Linked DNA regions of Mus musculus: region 2 is linked to region 1. The links are chromatin loops, found by intact Hi-C in ENCODE. Cell type or tissue: left cerebral cortex. All regions are shown on one strand.

The links. A loop is a pair of places that touch in the nucleus more often than their neighbours do. Peaks named below come from ENCODE experiments on the same cell type or tissue, not always from the same donor. Only the 100,000 strongest peaks of a DNase experiment are listed, where the experiment ranks them.
Region 2: it touches region 1 in a loop (13-fold over the local background); 7 of 42 quality-filtered maps call a loop at or near these places.

What each region holds. Positions count from the first base shown.
Region 1 is chr16:85,674,767-85,682,766 of GRCm38, reverse strand. No RefSeq gene overlaps it. Among named protein-coding and RNA genes, the nearest start is that of Gm52244, 120 kb to the right of the region's middle. In left cerebral cortex, CTCF peaks have their summits at 4,373 (motif pointing right) and 5,549 (motif pointing left); DNase peaks (open chromatin) are centred at 4,345, 4,676, 5,049, 5,551 and 1 more place.
Region 2 is chr16:84,731,764-84,739,763 of GRCm38, reverse strand. Mrpl39 (mitochondrial ribosomal protein L39) reads left to right here and starts at 4,520. Exons shown (of 10, transcript NM_017404.5): 1 at 4,520-4,610; 2 at 5,151-5,357; 3 at 7,283-7,422. The coding sequence starts at 4,547. Gm32202 (predicted gene, 32202) reads left to right here. Exons shown (of 2, transcript NR_168512.1): 2 at 230-681. It also overlaps the pseudogene Gm26153. In left cerebral cortex, CTCF peaks have their summits at 2,226, 3,752 and 4,409; DNase peaks (open chromatin) are centred at 3,989, 4,459 and 5,289; H3K4me3 peaks cover 1,875 bases; H3K27ac peaks cover 833 bases.

The DNA.
Region 1 (8,000 bases):
AACAAATGGTGATAATTCTGTGAGGTAAAAGAATGAAAATTTACTTCTTGCTGCACTAAGGATCAAAAGTTCAAACTCCATCCCAGGGCTGGTTCTTCTAGAAGGTTCTGGGGAGGAATTTGCTTCGTTGCCATCTTCACCTTTCAGTGAGCGCCCGCATTCCTTAGCTGGTGTCTGCTCTCACATTGCCACAGCCTTGCCTCCTTCCACGAACTTCTGACTGCCTGTTTTCACTCGGGGTCTTTTAAAGATCCTTGACATTATACTCAGTCCATCAGAATTGCTCAAAATACCCTTCCACATAAAAAACCTTAACTTATTCATACCTGAAAACCTCCTTTGTCACAGGTAACATTCGGAAAAAATAGGATTGAGTATCTATGTGGAACATATCTCTCCCTCTCTATCCCTGTCTCCTCCCTTTCCCCAACTTCACACACTCACACACACACACACACTCTCTCTCTCTCTCTCTCTCTCTCACACACACACACACACACACACACACACACACACAGAATATATACACTGACAAATAATTTTTACTTCTTTTTTCCATGTCAAATGTAAGTGTTAATATTATAACAGATACCAAAGAGCTCTCAGGTTTTCACCATTAAGACCTACATATTCAGAGAATTAAGAAATCATTTTAGCTTTGCTAATTACGATGAAACATTTCTAAAGTGTCTATAATAAAGGCCTCATGAATATTATCTAAATTTCATTCCAGCAACATACCAGGCAGACCGTGTAGCTGTTAGGAATTTTTGTGATAACAAGTACATTGTCAAGTACAAGCTTCCACAATAAAAGAAGGTGACTAGGTAACATGTTCTAAGTAACTCTGATTGGCTGATAACTTTTGAGAGGGAAGAAAATGCGAATGAGCATCTAATTCTCCACTTGAGATTGAGTTGCCAAGTTGCAAAGATGTAGATAATAAATATTGTTGACTCCTAGCTAGCATAATAATGTAAAGGAATACAGCATTTTCATAACTGGCATACCATTTCAATGTGTTTCTATGTCCATCATTTTAAAATCTCACTTAAAGCCTAACAGACATTACCAGAAGTGCACGTTACACACACATACACATTTATAGCATTTAATTGAATACTAGTGTAGCTGTGACTTTTCTCATTGCTATGATCAAGCCTCAGACTGGATTCATCTGAATGGAGGAAAGGTTTATGTTCGCCTGGGTGTCACGGGAGTGAGGTGGTGGACAGAAAGGAGAGTCTGTCTGGGACCCCAGCCTAAACTCAGGGTGGGTCTGCCCACCTCAGTCAACTCAGTCTAGAAACTCCCTCACCAAGGTGTCCAGTGATTTGTGTCTGCAGCAGTTCTGAGTCCTGTCAAGCTGACTGGCCATCAATACTAGCTATCCCACCAGTTGCTAAACATTTTGGCACAAATTATGATCCATTAGTTCCCAAGAAAAATAGAACACTGTTTCACTGAAACTCTGACCATGACTGAATAATTTTCCCTGTTTTAACTCTTGGGATTTTTGTCTTATTCTTTCTGCCACTGTTTACAATATTAGATCAGTTTTGCCTATAGTGCTAAGATCTAAGGACAGCTAAAGAACTTCTACATGTGTCTAAGAGGGTTTATCTCACATTTTTGCTAAGCACCACTTAACTAGTTATTGAAATGCTCTTTAATTTTACCACTAATTCTTATCTAGCTATTTGAAATGTCAATATTAAGGAGGCTTCCCCAAAACAATATTGTTACACTTTTTGGAAACATCTATTGCTTACATTATGATTAATGAGAGAGAGAGAGAGAGAGAGAGAGAGAGAGAGAGAGAGAGAGAGATAACACACATATGCAAATGATATCCTTCAGCAGGCTTGTGGTTGTATATATTTCCAAAGATTCATTTCCTGTGCCTCTATCACTTGCTCTAAAGATAAGAACATCCCCATCTAAAAACCGTCACTCTTTCTTCTCAGGCGTCCGTCCTCCGAGGGTCTCTGCCTACGAAATCTTCTCTGGCAATCATCATCGCCCAGCCTGCAGATCAGGTTTCCTTGCTTCTCCCTTTCTGTTCCTCTTGCCTTTGCTGGCTGTGTCACAACTCTGTGGGTGGTCTGCTGTCATCACACTGTGCACCTGTCCCAATTAGCAAGCCTGAGCTGTTGCCAACACAGCAGGCTGAGTGCTGCTAAGCTGCCCCGTGGTGTGACCTCATGGCTCACCAGGCAGCATCTGGATGGTAGGTGCTGTCTAGACACCCGTTGGCTGGGACTGCGTGGTAGGCGAAGGGTATGGAGCCGGAGGTTTCTCACAGCATGGTTCAAGGTCAGAAAAGCACTCATGAGAAAATTAACATCTGGGACCAACTTACCCATCTCTGTCCTCTGGGAGCATCATGGGACCTGACACATACCAGCCTCAGATATTTGTTGAAATGTGTGTAGCAACTCTGCTTTTCCTTTGTGATCACAAAATCTAGAGTAATGTTGAGTCCAAGTACAGGACAACTCATGGGAGAAGAATTCTGGATTCCAATCTTCCTCTGCTGTATTTCAGCTTTGTGACAATGACTGTGTTTGTGGCGACCCTTTGCCCCAGTTTCATACTCTGTTTGCCCATCAGTGGCCTTGTTAGTGTGACCGGGATTCTTATTTAAAAAACAAAGGAAGAAAGGAAGGAAGGAAGGAAGGAAGGAAGGAAGAAAGAAAGAAAGAAAGAAAGAAAGAAAGAAAGAAAGAAAGAAAGAAAGAGAGAAAGAAAGAGAGAGAGAGAGAAAGGAAGAGAGAAAGGAAGAAAGCAAGCAAGCAAGCAGTGGCTTTGAAAAGTACTTAACATATAACTAAGAGACAAGTTTAAAGCTCAGAAATCACTGCAGTTTTGTTTGTTTTTGAGACAGAAACTCTCGTGGCCCAGAATGGCCACTCGAAATCCCTGGGTAACTAACGATGGCTTCAAACCTGTGATTCTTCTGTAACTAGCTCCCATGGGCTGGGATTACAGGCCTGAGCCATAATAGACTGTGTGGTTCTAGAGACAGAACCAGATCTCATCCATGCTGGGCAAGTTCCCTATGAACTGAGAAACATTCCAGCCTCATACCGTAATGTTTTTTTTAAAATCACAGTTCATTTCATCTGTAATCTTCTACTCAGCCTACCCACTTTGATAATTTTCCCACTCCTGTGCTTTTTAAATAGGACACCTATTTAACAACATTGCCAGTGAGCAATCAGAGTTAGTCAAAAGCGCTTCTTTACCTTCCTGTACTCCAGATCTTAAACTGGCCTCAGTAATGTCTTTGCAAAGACAGAGACTCCCAGCAACATTCTTGGGACCTTCATAAAGAGAGAGGAGAGGTGAGAGAATGTCCTAAGTCTTCCCTCCAAGCCTCAGCCATAAGTTTTTGATACACAGGTGCTAAGGAACCAGGCACCTCAACCTTGAGTTGTTGTCAGAAAACAATAAAGTGAGAAATGGAAACAGGAATCACTTTGACACAAGCATTCCCTAGGACTGAATGTTATTCTGGGTTTTATGTCTGCAGGTTTTATACAGCAAGGTGGGCTGTTCTCAGAGAGAGAGAAGGATACAGAGATGGCCTGTCCTTAGGGAGAGAGAGAGAGAGAAGGATACAGAGATGGCCTGTCCTTAGAGAGAGAGAGAGAGAGAGAGAGAGAGAGAGAGAAGGGAAGAAGGCAAGGGGGAACCTGCTGGAAGAAACCTTGACACATCCCAATGACTGGCTCAAGAGAAATTGAGTGAGATTGGAATTCTGCCATTGGTTCATTCATGGCTCTTAGCCAGAGGCTGAAGATCTCTCCCGAGGGGTTGATGGAGCCTCCTTTCTGCATTTATCATGACAAGTGATCATGAGGAAGGAGCCTCTGAAGGAACAGTTAAATGAGTTGTTTTCCTGTATTCAAGCACATCTCTACACACACACACATACACACACACACACACACACACACACACACACACAGAGACAGAGAGACAGAGACAGGGAGATAGAGAGATAGACACAGAGACAGAGAGATCTGTTTTTGTTTACTATTTGCACAGGAGTTTGGTTTTAATATATTAATCAATCATGAAAAAAAAACCCTCAGGAAAAGTTTATGAGCAAGAGGGAAATCCGTTGGCCTCCTGTCTTGTACATCTACATTGTATTTAACCAGATGGTTTCATGACATTTGCTGAGTCCAGCATAGTACAAAGTATAGCTTCATCAAACCCTGTAGCATGCTGTCTTGGTGGATCCATATCCAGATGATGGATAATTTCACCAACTGACAACTGTACTGCTTTCTGGTATGGAAGTGAAAAGGAGAAATTTACACTATCATTTATAAGTTAAATGAACTTCCTTGTGTAACCACTAGATGGCACTTTTAACCCACAATCAGCTACCACTAAAACTGATACTTTATTTTTATTCAAACATTCTTACTATTTGAGAAAGGATGGAATATAAGAGAATATTATGTTTCTTTAAAAAATATTAATTGTAAGTAAAATCTACCAAAGTATAGTTGAGTGTGACTTTTTAAAACATGAGCTTCATTTTAAAAAACAACTTAATGGCCAAACTGTGATCCTAGACTATTTAATGCACCAAACAAAAGATTTATGTAAGCCTACATTTTGAAATACACCAACATGTGAAATGCGGCAGCTGCAAATGAAGCAGGAAGTCTAGATTTTTCCTATTGTACTCCACTTGACTGCTAAAAAGCAGAATTCATATGTCTCCTTGGGCCTATGTTTTCACAATTTTTTGGAAACTCAAACTCAGTCTCGTGATGACTTCATTCGCTTAAATAATGTTTTTAAATTGTAGTTTACACAAAGCAGAAAACAACTTCCCAACCAAAGGTTTATAAAAAAAGGTCTATGTTGGACCCGTGCTGATGCTGATGACTTGAAAACAAATGATAATGTACGCTGAGCAATCTCAATGCGATGAGCACCGGCTGACTAGTCTCCCACACATGAGGAGAGATGATTAGGAAGAAGTGTGTGTTTCCACAAAAAGTAACGGCAGCGCTGACAATGTGGGTCAGCGCTCAGTTACAGGAAGATCGTAATAACCTCAAATGTAGTTCCCAGTCCCGGGAACACAGAACACTGGCTCCGGGGACCACAATTTGCAAGATGCAGCCAATCATATTGGCTATCTCCTGACGAAATCTAATCACTATTACTATCAAGAATGTCCCAGGAAGAGCGCATTTCATCTTCAACAGGCTTTGCAAGAAGGGTCAGGGAAAGCGAGGAGTAACCCTTCTCAAAAAGCCTGTTGAAGATGAGACATCTTCCCATCTCCCAAACATAGCACTTACATATCTCTGCTTTCATCTTGCCCTTCAGGAGAACTGGGATTCTCTGGGAATTGGCAGCCTTAGCTACAGCTACGTAGAGCATCAGACCACAAAGTGTCTGCTTCGCAATGAGGTGGAGGCAAAAGGAAAGCAAAGGAAGAAGAGCTCATGAAACCAGCCAGGACTTTCCAAGCTCTGAAGACCAGGGCACGTGCAGGTTCTCTGATGCCACCTAGTGCTCAAAGCTATATCAGATCGTTGTAGCACTGGTTCCCAAGTAACCCCCAGGAACGCTAGCCTCGATCTCATCCAATGGGTCCGGTAAAACAGATAGCCATTTCCTGTGTGACAGATGGAACCATAGGCATCTAACAGAAAAGACAGTTTGTGGGAGAAGAATGTGCCGACAGCGCTTGAGTTTACATGTGTTTTCCACAAGGCCTTTGTAGAACAAACAGCCCACTTTATCACCAGCACCGCCTTCCTTGCTGTATCATAATCGCACGGAAAGGAACATTTCGAAGACTTGGGTCTTTAATACGCTCATCTTTTATAGCTTTAAAATCATATAATGGTGGTGTCATTTTCTCGGAGCTCCCTGATGGAGCCCTGGCAGGTCCTAAAAAGCTTTGCAAAGTCAGTCTCCAGGTTGTTGGCACCATGGGAGAAATGCCCTTCTCAACCCCAGGAGAACAGTGGAAAACAAGAGCACACAAACAAGTCTTTTCCCTTCTCATGTTTGACTTCAGCTCTCTGAATTAGTTTTTCGGGTTGCAGGGAAGAAGCACCATGAACATGGTGGCTTAAAGCTCCAGATGGAGCCCAAAGACACAGTGAAGAATCAAAATGTCTACATAATCCCAATCCCTTGGTGCCTGGCCTCTGCCAGCTCTGGGGGACTGTCACTCCTCTGTCCTCTGGCATGCAGCTACATCATTCCTGTCATGCCTGTGTGCACGATGCCACTCTATCTACATTTCTGTTTTCACATGGTTTTCCCTCTTATAAGGATCACCAAAATTAAGTATATATAGTGTTCTTGTTCTCGCGTGATTGTATATGTGAATACCCTATTCCCAAAGGTTACTGTCTCAGGGACAAAGAGACAGATATCAACATATCTCCATAGAGACCACAGTTCACCACCCTTCCATCATCCTAGGTGTTTGGCTAAGAAGAATCTAAGACAAAAGGAAAAATCTGACAAAATCAGAGTTTCATAACAATGCATTATATCAATTCTCAAAGCGATTTAGCACCACTTTACTGACTTCCTTCTCTAAAGATGTCTCTGAGACACACAGACCCATACGGTTATCCACATAGGTACCCCACGCTTGCCAGCCAAGAAGCCTATAAGACATAATCTAGCCAAGAATTCCTCACAAAGTAAGGAATAAATCTGTCTTCTCCACAGTTTCCCCAAACACACACACACACACACACACACACACACACACACGAGAGAGAGAGAGAGAGAGAGAGAGAGAGAGAGAGAGAGAGAGAGAGAGAATATATGCACATACACACTAAATATCAGAGTAATTCTACAAATACAAATCAAATAACAGACATAAATGAAGCCCACTTGATTTTTCCATATCATTTCACCTCAGTTACTGCTTACTGCTTTTTCCTTCCTTGGCAATAACAATCCTTCCAGTATTGAGAACTTAGGGCATTCAAAATGGTTCATTTTACTTAATATTTCTGAATAAGGTTACTTTTAAAAGAATACATTAAGCAAGTTTAAGAGTTTAATATTTGCATCGAAATAGAAGGCAAGTGTGTAGAGCTATCATCAAAATGAAGAAATGGATTCATTTTATCTACCTTCTAAATCATAAGTTCTTATGAAACATCAATATTGTTTACGAAGGCAGCAAATTGGATTTTCTTTGGGGGTGATATGGCAGATGATAACAGCTGACTTAGTAAGAACTTGGGAATGAGAAATGGCAGTATAAAAAGCAAGGGAAAGAGCTGAAGCAAAAAGAAACAAGCCCAGGTAAGCGCTCCAGAAACAGCAGCCAAGAGCAACCCCAACTGGTACCCAGCGCTACCGCCACTACTACTACAGGACCTGCCAGAGTGGTGTCTTCTCCTGGATGTGGAGGCTACAAAATCAGCAGAGTGGAAAGTTTTATATTTTTCAAAACCTATTTTAATTATGGTTCTTAAATACATCAATGTCTCTTCTATCCCATCACCCACCAGAGGTAGGGGAAAAGAAAGGTTGATAGTAAATGAGGTTGTGGACCTGTTTAGAAAATAGTTCTTTGGGGGCAATTTTAATTTCCATTGTTAGCAGTCCAGTCCACTAGCAAAATACCAAACATGAGTCAGTAGTGGCAACTTGCTCCAGAGGAAACCACAAGGCTCTGCATGAGTCTGTGGAAGTGGCAAGAAGCAGAATACCACCTTAAGTCCTTTAGTGTGTTTCTCTCTACAAAGTCATGATTGATCAATGAACAAAGTAAGGTGAACTAATTCAAGAACACTGTCAGAGAAGACCAGCCTCGGCCAAGCTGAAAGATGACCAGCAAACGGTTGCAAAGCGAACCAAATGCAAGAGCATTGCCCACTGTGTGTTGGCTTATATTTATACTCTTCCCAAACATCACTGGTCCTCTCAAGCATCTAGTCCATCACAACACCACACGCCCTTTAACCAGGCAACTTCCAGAA
Region 2 (8,000 bases), 940 kb after region 1:
CATTTTTGGCATGCCCTAGTGTTTCCAAGAAACCCAGATGCCACACTAGCATTCTGGATGACCTTGAGCCAAATACCAGTCCCTTTATGATTCCTCCCCCCCCCCACACTGGGCAGTAACTGAGGGGGAGGGGTGAGATACATGATCTGCACCAATTTGTGATTTTATTTGTAATTTTCAGTACGTATTGACTCATCAGCAGTTTAAATAAGCATTGTTTGTGTTTAAGGATGAAGGTGATGTGATCTTGAAGAAGTCCATGATCCATGCTTCGGTCGGCTGCTTTGGCAAGGAGGTTTCTTTAGCAGAGGCATCTGTGACTGTAGACTCATAACTGAGAATGAGAAACACCGAAGGCTTCTGTGACAACCTCCACATTTCCCACTGGGTAGCTCTTCACAGTCTTCACAGTTGATAGCTTCTGACAGGGGTGGTGGTGGTGGTGGAGCTGGTGGTGGTGGTATGGTGAAGAAGGACTCAGTTTTCTTGAACGGACTGGTCATTGGACATGCTCCAAAGAGTAAATGGGAAATACAAATTGGTCTTGGTGGGTTTGTTGTTGTTGTTGTTATTTTGGGGGAGGCACAAGACTTGGAAGAACCTGGGGGGGGGGAATAGAAAGCATGTGACCAAGATGCATTATATGAAATAATTAATAAAAATATTATGTTGTAGAAAAAAGACTGAAGACTAGAAAAGTCTTAACAACACACATGCATATGTATGTATGTATGTATGAATTCTATCCTTTTGTAAAACAAACAGAAAAACATTATCAACAAGCAATACTATACCTTGATGGCCTATACCCTTGGTTTCCTCTCTAATATTAAGAAAGAACTGGCAAGATTTTTTATTGGGTTAGGGAAGAACGGGCTGCTGTAAATGGAGGGATTGAAGGAGTCAGTTGCATTGTACATCTTTGTTCTATTATTATTTTTTAAAATCTTTTTGCAGTGCTAGGATCAAACCCGGAGCCATGAGCGTGCTAGGCAAGTATTCTCCTACTTGGCTACATCCATTGGCTTTTGAACATCTTTCCATTCAACTGCCTTTTGTATTTCCAGAGGCGTCTGACACACACTGGGAGGTTCCCGGGAAGTCAGATCACAAAGAACTTGATAAAGAATGAAAGTAGAGGAACCATACTGCTTAATTTCCTGGATCAGCAGAGAGGGAAATATACACTTTTTTTGACCTGCTTTTTATTCTTTGTTATTTCACAGCAGTATGAACCATTGAAATAGAGCCTTGATGCAAAAAAAAAAAAAAAAAAAGAAAGAAAGAAAAAAAGTGTGTGTGTGTTTATGAGGGGCATGTAAAATTCATATTACCTGCTCCTTAAATTACTTGATTTATAAAATTCAGCTTATTTCATGTGCTTCATAGAGCTGCAATTATAAGTACTATGGTTGATCCTTGGCCGTCTAATAAGTTCTAAAACCCATTACCATGTATACATTGAGGCTACAATCCCATTTCTCAGGAGCAGCTCCCAGTAAAACATTGAATGGATGTACGAGAGTTTAGCCAATTTCCAGTGGTGCCACCTTTGAGTAATGGATATAAGAAAACAAACTGAGCAATCCAGGGCAAGCAAGCCAGTAAGCATCACTCCTTCATGGCTTCTGCTTCAGTAAGTGCTTTTCCATTCCTGCCTTGGATTCCTGCCTTGACTTCCTCTAGAAGTGGAGTGTGACCAGAGAGTGGTAAGATGGAATCTTCCTCCTAAAGTTGCTTTTGCTCATCTTTAATTATAGTAATAGAAACCTTAACTAACACACAGGCATTTCTGCTGATTAAAATCCTAGCGTGCTGAACTCTGCCTGCCCCCAGCTTCATGCTGAGCTCTGTTCCTCCCAGAACGCCACTAAGATACTTCATACAACTTTTCCAGGCACAGACTCATACGTTTAGTATGTTGCATTTGGATCAAAAGAGTGAAAATATATGCGGGGCTCCCCACTTGTTCAGGAAACCATATGTATATTTGACACCATGGCCATCAGGAATGAGCCGCTTCTCATCAACCATTTCTTAAACTCATCTGCATTCAACTTGGTGCAACCTCATTCCTTTGGGATGTGGATCTTGTGATGGACAGGGAACTTGAGCTTCAGTCATGAGGCTTGATGTCCCATATTCTGCAGCTTGGTGCAGAATGACATAACAACCGACCTGGCAATGTGAATCATGGCCACTAGGGTTACCCAAAGGCATCACACATACCTGTCCAGAGCCTAGAATGGGACAGCATTGAGATCAGAGACTTGAATAACTGCCAGGAAATTGCCTCCAAGGTCCTTCAGAGCAACCCATATAGGCAACAGGCTCCATACACTACCAAGGAAGCTGCTGTTTGCAACCATCGCACACCATATCTCCATGGGGAAAGGACTAGTATATATGTCCAAATTCCTTATTGTAATTCTTGTTGTTACTAAAAGTTTTTCATAGTGTACTGTGCCTTTGAGTCTGTTCTTCAGTGTGTTCCCACTAACACCCACCAATTCAAATCACAGTGTTAGCAAAGAGTGGATTATCTGGGGAAAGGACTCAGCAAGTTTAGCAAGGAAGGGAGGGGAACAATTGGAAATGTTTAGTGACACGAAAGTACTGCAATGAATGAATCCTAATACTTCGAATGCTAAATTAAAAAAAAAAGGTGGGGGGGAAACTGTCATGAATTTGGGCAACAAGAGCCTCCTTAATGGTTGGTGGTACACGCCTTTAGACTTAGCACTCAGCAGGCAGAAGTGGGCAGATCCTGAGTTCAAGGCTAGCTTGGACTTTACTCCTGTCTCTAAGAGGAGGAGGAGGGAGAGAAGGAGGAGGAGGAGGGGGGAGGAGGAGGAGGAGGAGGAGGAGGAGGAGGAGGAGGAGGAGTGGCTCAGTTGTTCTTGCAGCGCAAAACCATCTGTAACTTCATTTCCAAGGGATCTGATGCCCTCTTCCGACCTTCTCTAGCACCAGGCAAGCATAGACAGGTATGCAGGAAAAAAATTATACATATTTTGAAGGAACTCTTGGTCAAAAGTCTATCTTGGGTAGGTCTCTCCAACTCTCCAAACGTTGCTTGGCAGACATTCAAGGCAGTTGTGTGGGTTAATAAACAGTTTTATAATTAGCATATATTCAGTACTTGTTGGTCAGTATCACCTGTGGCATCCTTCCAGCAAAATTACTTTCTGCGATAGTAGACGCTCCAATCAGCTGTGTGCAGATGTGCTTATGATTAATTTTTCTCAAGCTAACGTCCAGAGGATTGTTTTAAATGTGGCCGTGAACTATAGTTTTCGGGGTGGGGTGAAATGGACACAATCTCTAAAAGCTGTGAAGCTGAAAGCTTTCAGGGGAACCATAGAACATTTAAGGAAGAAACACACATGCACGCTCACACGCGCGCACACTTTTCCAGAGTTGATTTAGAACTTCTATTGTTAGGAAAAGGTGTGTTAAGTAGCTAAAGGCTTCTCCAGCTCCTACCTAAGCCTTCTTGAGGAGGGATTGCAGGCATCAGTCACTATTCTCGGCCGAGGACTTTACATGAGATAGGCCAGTACAATATTGAATGGTTGAATCCAAATTTATACTTACATGTCTTGCCTTAAAGATGAGGAAAGGTCTTAACACTTTCCCTATGCAATTGTAAACATGTATTATTTGGGCCAAGGAGACAGCACATTTGTGTGGCATAAAACATAGCATTTGTGACCGAGCTTACCCTTCCGCCTGGTGGCAGTGTGTGCTCCACCACAAGTTAAAAGTAGGGATCATGTGAAAATTCCTGACTAAATTTATAAAACTATATTGGTTCATTGGTTCAGCTTTGCAGAAGTAAAGAATGCTGCTCCAACGGGAACGTGCTGGCACCACAAAGGCGTTAGATGTAGCAGTGTGTTTTTACCAACCGTCATAACAAATATTTGCTGAGCTGCCAAGCACGGTTTGCGTTTCTGGGATACATCCAGGGACGAGACACAGATTCCCGGTTACTCCGTGCAGTCGTGCCTAGATCATTCGGAAAAGAGTTCTAGGACGTTCTTTGCAAAATCAACACGACGTGTTTCCAAGAGCCCAGGAACGTGGCCGACTAAACGGTGAACCGGGTTCAGCCCCACTGCAGCCGACCTGAAACTCACTTTTGCAAACCTCTTTTATTTCCACCCTCTAGAGTTGTACCCGGCGTGGCTGGCCAGACTGTCAAAGACGTAACGCAAAGAGTCCTCCTCTAATTTTTTTCTGCCGGGAATCTGGAACCCTCGTGAGACAAAGGCGCCTGTGTGACTCCTCTGTCCAATAGACACTTCTGCGACTCCTCAGGGCAGCCGGTCGTCCCCGAGCCAAGGACAAGACTCGCAGCGCGGCCAAGGGTGAGCCATCCAAGGAGAGGCGCGCATGCGCCCCCGCGTGGCTCGGCGCGCTCCTAGCATCCGGTCCCGAGCTGATCAGTCCTACGGAACCTCCGCCGCGGGTTCCGCGTTTCCGGGGGAAGAGGGACGAGAAGGACCGGGACGCCGAGCTACCTTGGCTACTTCGGGAAGCCATGGCTACCGCGGTGGGAAGGCTGGTTCTTCGGCGGCCCGGCGCGGGCGGCGGGGCTCGCTGGAGTGAGTTTTTTGTGTTCCCGGTGTGGGAAGACAATCTGGGGTGCAGGAATCAGGGAAAGAGAAGGGATGCGGGCATGGGCGGCTCTTGTGGGGGGTTTTAGGAGCCCCAGTCTTCGGCAAACATGTCCCCATCTCCCAGGGAGTGAGGACTCGCGCTTGCCTAGCCAAGTCCCTTGCTTTGGGGTGTGGAAGAAAAGTTCAGCATTTCTCATGCTAGCTATTGATCGTTTGGACACGGGGATTCCGCCTTCCTGGAGCGTTCTCCTCCCCTCCAGACCGTTTCCAACTACAACTTTGCTCTCCTTCCCAATCGAGTCTGGTTTTAGGACGCCACTGAGGAAATCGGTGGTGATGTGAGAGTAAATCAGAGCCCAGCGTTTTTGTTTTTTGTTTTTTCGTTGTTGGATCCTAAATTATTAACATTATAAAGTGGTTCAAGTTTGCCTCAGTCGAATTTTTGACTTATGTTCTGCAAAATTCTACCGTTTTCAATACTTGTTACAGGTCCAGAGTAAACTACGTACTTTGCTTTCTTAATAGGATTTATAGCGACGTCGCCAGCTGCCGAGCTGTCACCCACGGAGCTGACAGAAATGCGGAATGATCTGTTTAACAGAGAGAAAAGCAGGCAGTTATCGTTAACCCCCCGAACGGAGAAGATCGAAGTTAAGCATGTTGGGAAAACTGATCCCGGCACTGTCTTCGTGATGAATAAAAACATCTCAACCCCTTACAGTTGTGCCATGCGTAAGCAGCAGAACAATGTTGACCATTTTACACGCGCTGTGCAGAGCACTGCAGAGGGGAACATGCTGTCATTACTTGGCGAAGCTGTAGAATTTATTTGCAGCCATTTTGCCACCCACTGTCCCCTTTGTTTTGTGGGTACGGTGGGTATCGTAGCATTTCTCTGCTGTACAGGTTGTCTCCCTAGTTTGTCTGAATATGACTATGTAATATGCATGTTCTGGGAGCATTTATCTAGCAGGTCTCATTAAAGTATTTTGAGGGTTGTTTTTTTGGTTTGTTTTGGTTTGTTTTTTTCTTGAGTTTTCATTTATTCTACCTTTATCTTTTTAGTTTTTTTTTTCCCCCCGAGTATATGTCTCATCTCCTTCCTACTTGTCCCATGTTGTGGTTTTATCTAGTATAGGTACTAAATGTGTGAATGGAAACATAAGTATAGTGAATGCTGACGTTAATTGTTTTGTTTCTATTGTTAGAGAGGTCGTTGGCTGTAAAGGTACTGATAGGATTTGGATAGGGCTTCCATAGATAGGATATTTAAACTGAAATATCTCCCGAATAGTAGATAGGCACGGTTGGCTGTTGTTTAGCTTTTTAAAAGACTCTGTAATAGTACCATTAGGGTAATTGACAGCATTGGTTCTAGGTAAGGCTCTGATGTGTACTCAGTCTCCACTCTGGCAGTTAAACAAGCACTGGTGATAATGACTCATTTGATTTTCATGTATTTCGTAGCACATGCTGTGTGGTAGACAGTAGGGGATTATAGAGGAGAGTAAGACAAGCCTAAGGCCCTAATGGGACTCTGTACACACCATATGCAGAGATGAAGTTTCTGAGCCACCCCCATCACGACCTCTAAGACCTTTGTTATGGAACGTATGTACTAATTGATATGTCAGACTCTAGTTTGATAATTTTTGTGAATATGTGTAAAATATGTATTCAGGGTTAGAATTTTCTTAGATAATGGAACTGATTAGAGGTCATTGGTTTACAATCAATTCACATTTATAATTTTACAGAGGTAACTATACTATTTAATTTGAAATGTCCGTGTCATGAGAGAGTGGAAGAAAGGTGGTTTGGGGGCAAGACTCTAGGTTAATTTAAGCAGATTTATGTGTGTGTGTGCAGATACTGTACTTGGTGGGTTTTGTGTGTCATCTCGACACAAGCTATCGTCATCAGAGAGAAAGGAGCCTCAACTGTCTCTATGAGATCCAGCTGTAAGGCATTTTTCTCAATTAATGATCAGTTGGGGAGGGCTCAGTCCATGGTGGGTGGTGCCATCCTGGGCTGCTGGTCCTGGGTTCTGTAAGAAAGCAGGCTGAGCAAGGCATGAGAAGCAAGCCAGTATGCAGCACCTCTCCGTGGTTTCTGCACCAGCTCCTGCCCCTCAGGACCCAGCCCTGCTGGCCTTTCCCCAGTGATGGATTATGATTCTGGACGTATAAGCCGAATAAACCTTTCCCTCCTCAACTGACTTTTTGGTTATGGAGTTTTATGGCAGAAATAGAAGCCTAGACTCAGACAGATATATTTTCCTTTTCTTTTAAATTGTGGGTACATCAATCCATGGATTCACGTTGTTTCTCTTTAAATATTTGCTTATAGCTCTTTGAAGATTGTTTTGTTAATTGTAGATTAAATTCAGACTAGACTTAGCTTTAATAGATATTGTTAAAGGTTTTGGTAATTTTGTTAAAAATGACTTTGCATGTGGATTTTTAAAAAAAAATTCACATATATATGTATACACACACACACACACATATATATGTCATAAATACATAATATTTCTGCAAAAGTAATCCCCAGAATTTTGCTTCAATTGTTCTGTTTCATAATGTAGTGCTTAAGCATGTAATCTTTCATTGTGGATTTTTTCACATTTCTATCATAAATCAATTTTCCATCCCTAGATCTGAGTGAGTGGTACTGCAGTAAGTCCATCCTGGCTCTTGTGGACGGACAACCGTGGGACATGTATAAGCCTCTGACCAAGTCTTGTGAGATCAAATTTCTTACTTTCAAAGACCCTGACCCAAAAGAAGTGAATAAGGTATTTTCCTGTCTCCTCCATTTTTTTCTTCTTCTAAATCAACCTATGTGCAATGGAGTATATAGTCTAAAAATACAGACAAACTCATATGTGGTATTCTACTAAATAGTGTTTTACTAGGTATTTTTGTAGTTCAAAATACTGGTGGTACCAACTTGTCTGTGTTTGGATTGACCGCATGTCATTTGTGCTCATAACTTTGGATAACCCTCTAAATCATCGGGAGTCCCACTCCTACTGACATAACTTGAATTTGTTCTGAAATCACCGTCTTCAGTGGATGGTTTTGGTAACTTTTTGAGTCTGTCCCACCCTCAACCTCCTGACTTTTACTGCTTAAAACACCACCTTTTATAGTTGTATTAAGTTTTATTACTGACGTTACGGGGTGTCTATATCTTTTATCTCTGAAGAGCCTGCCTTCGAGTTAAAGCTGCCATAGCTTTCTGGTGTCCACACAATGGGCCTCCAGCCTGCTGCTTTAGTATTGCCACCGGCAGGACCTTTTCCCCTCTTCCTTGCCGGATCCTGGCGATTTACACTTTATTATCTTCCCTGCTTTGCTGATGCTCTTCCTT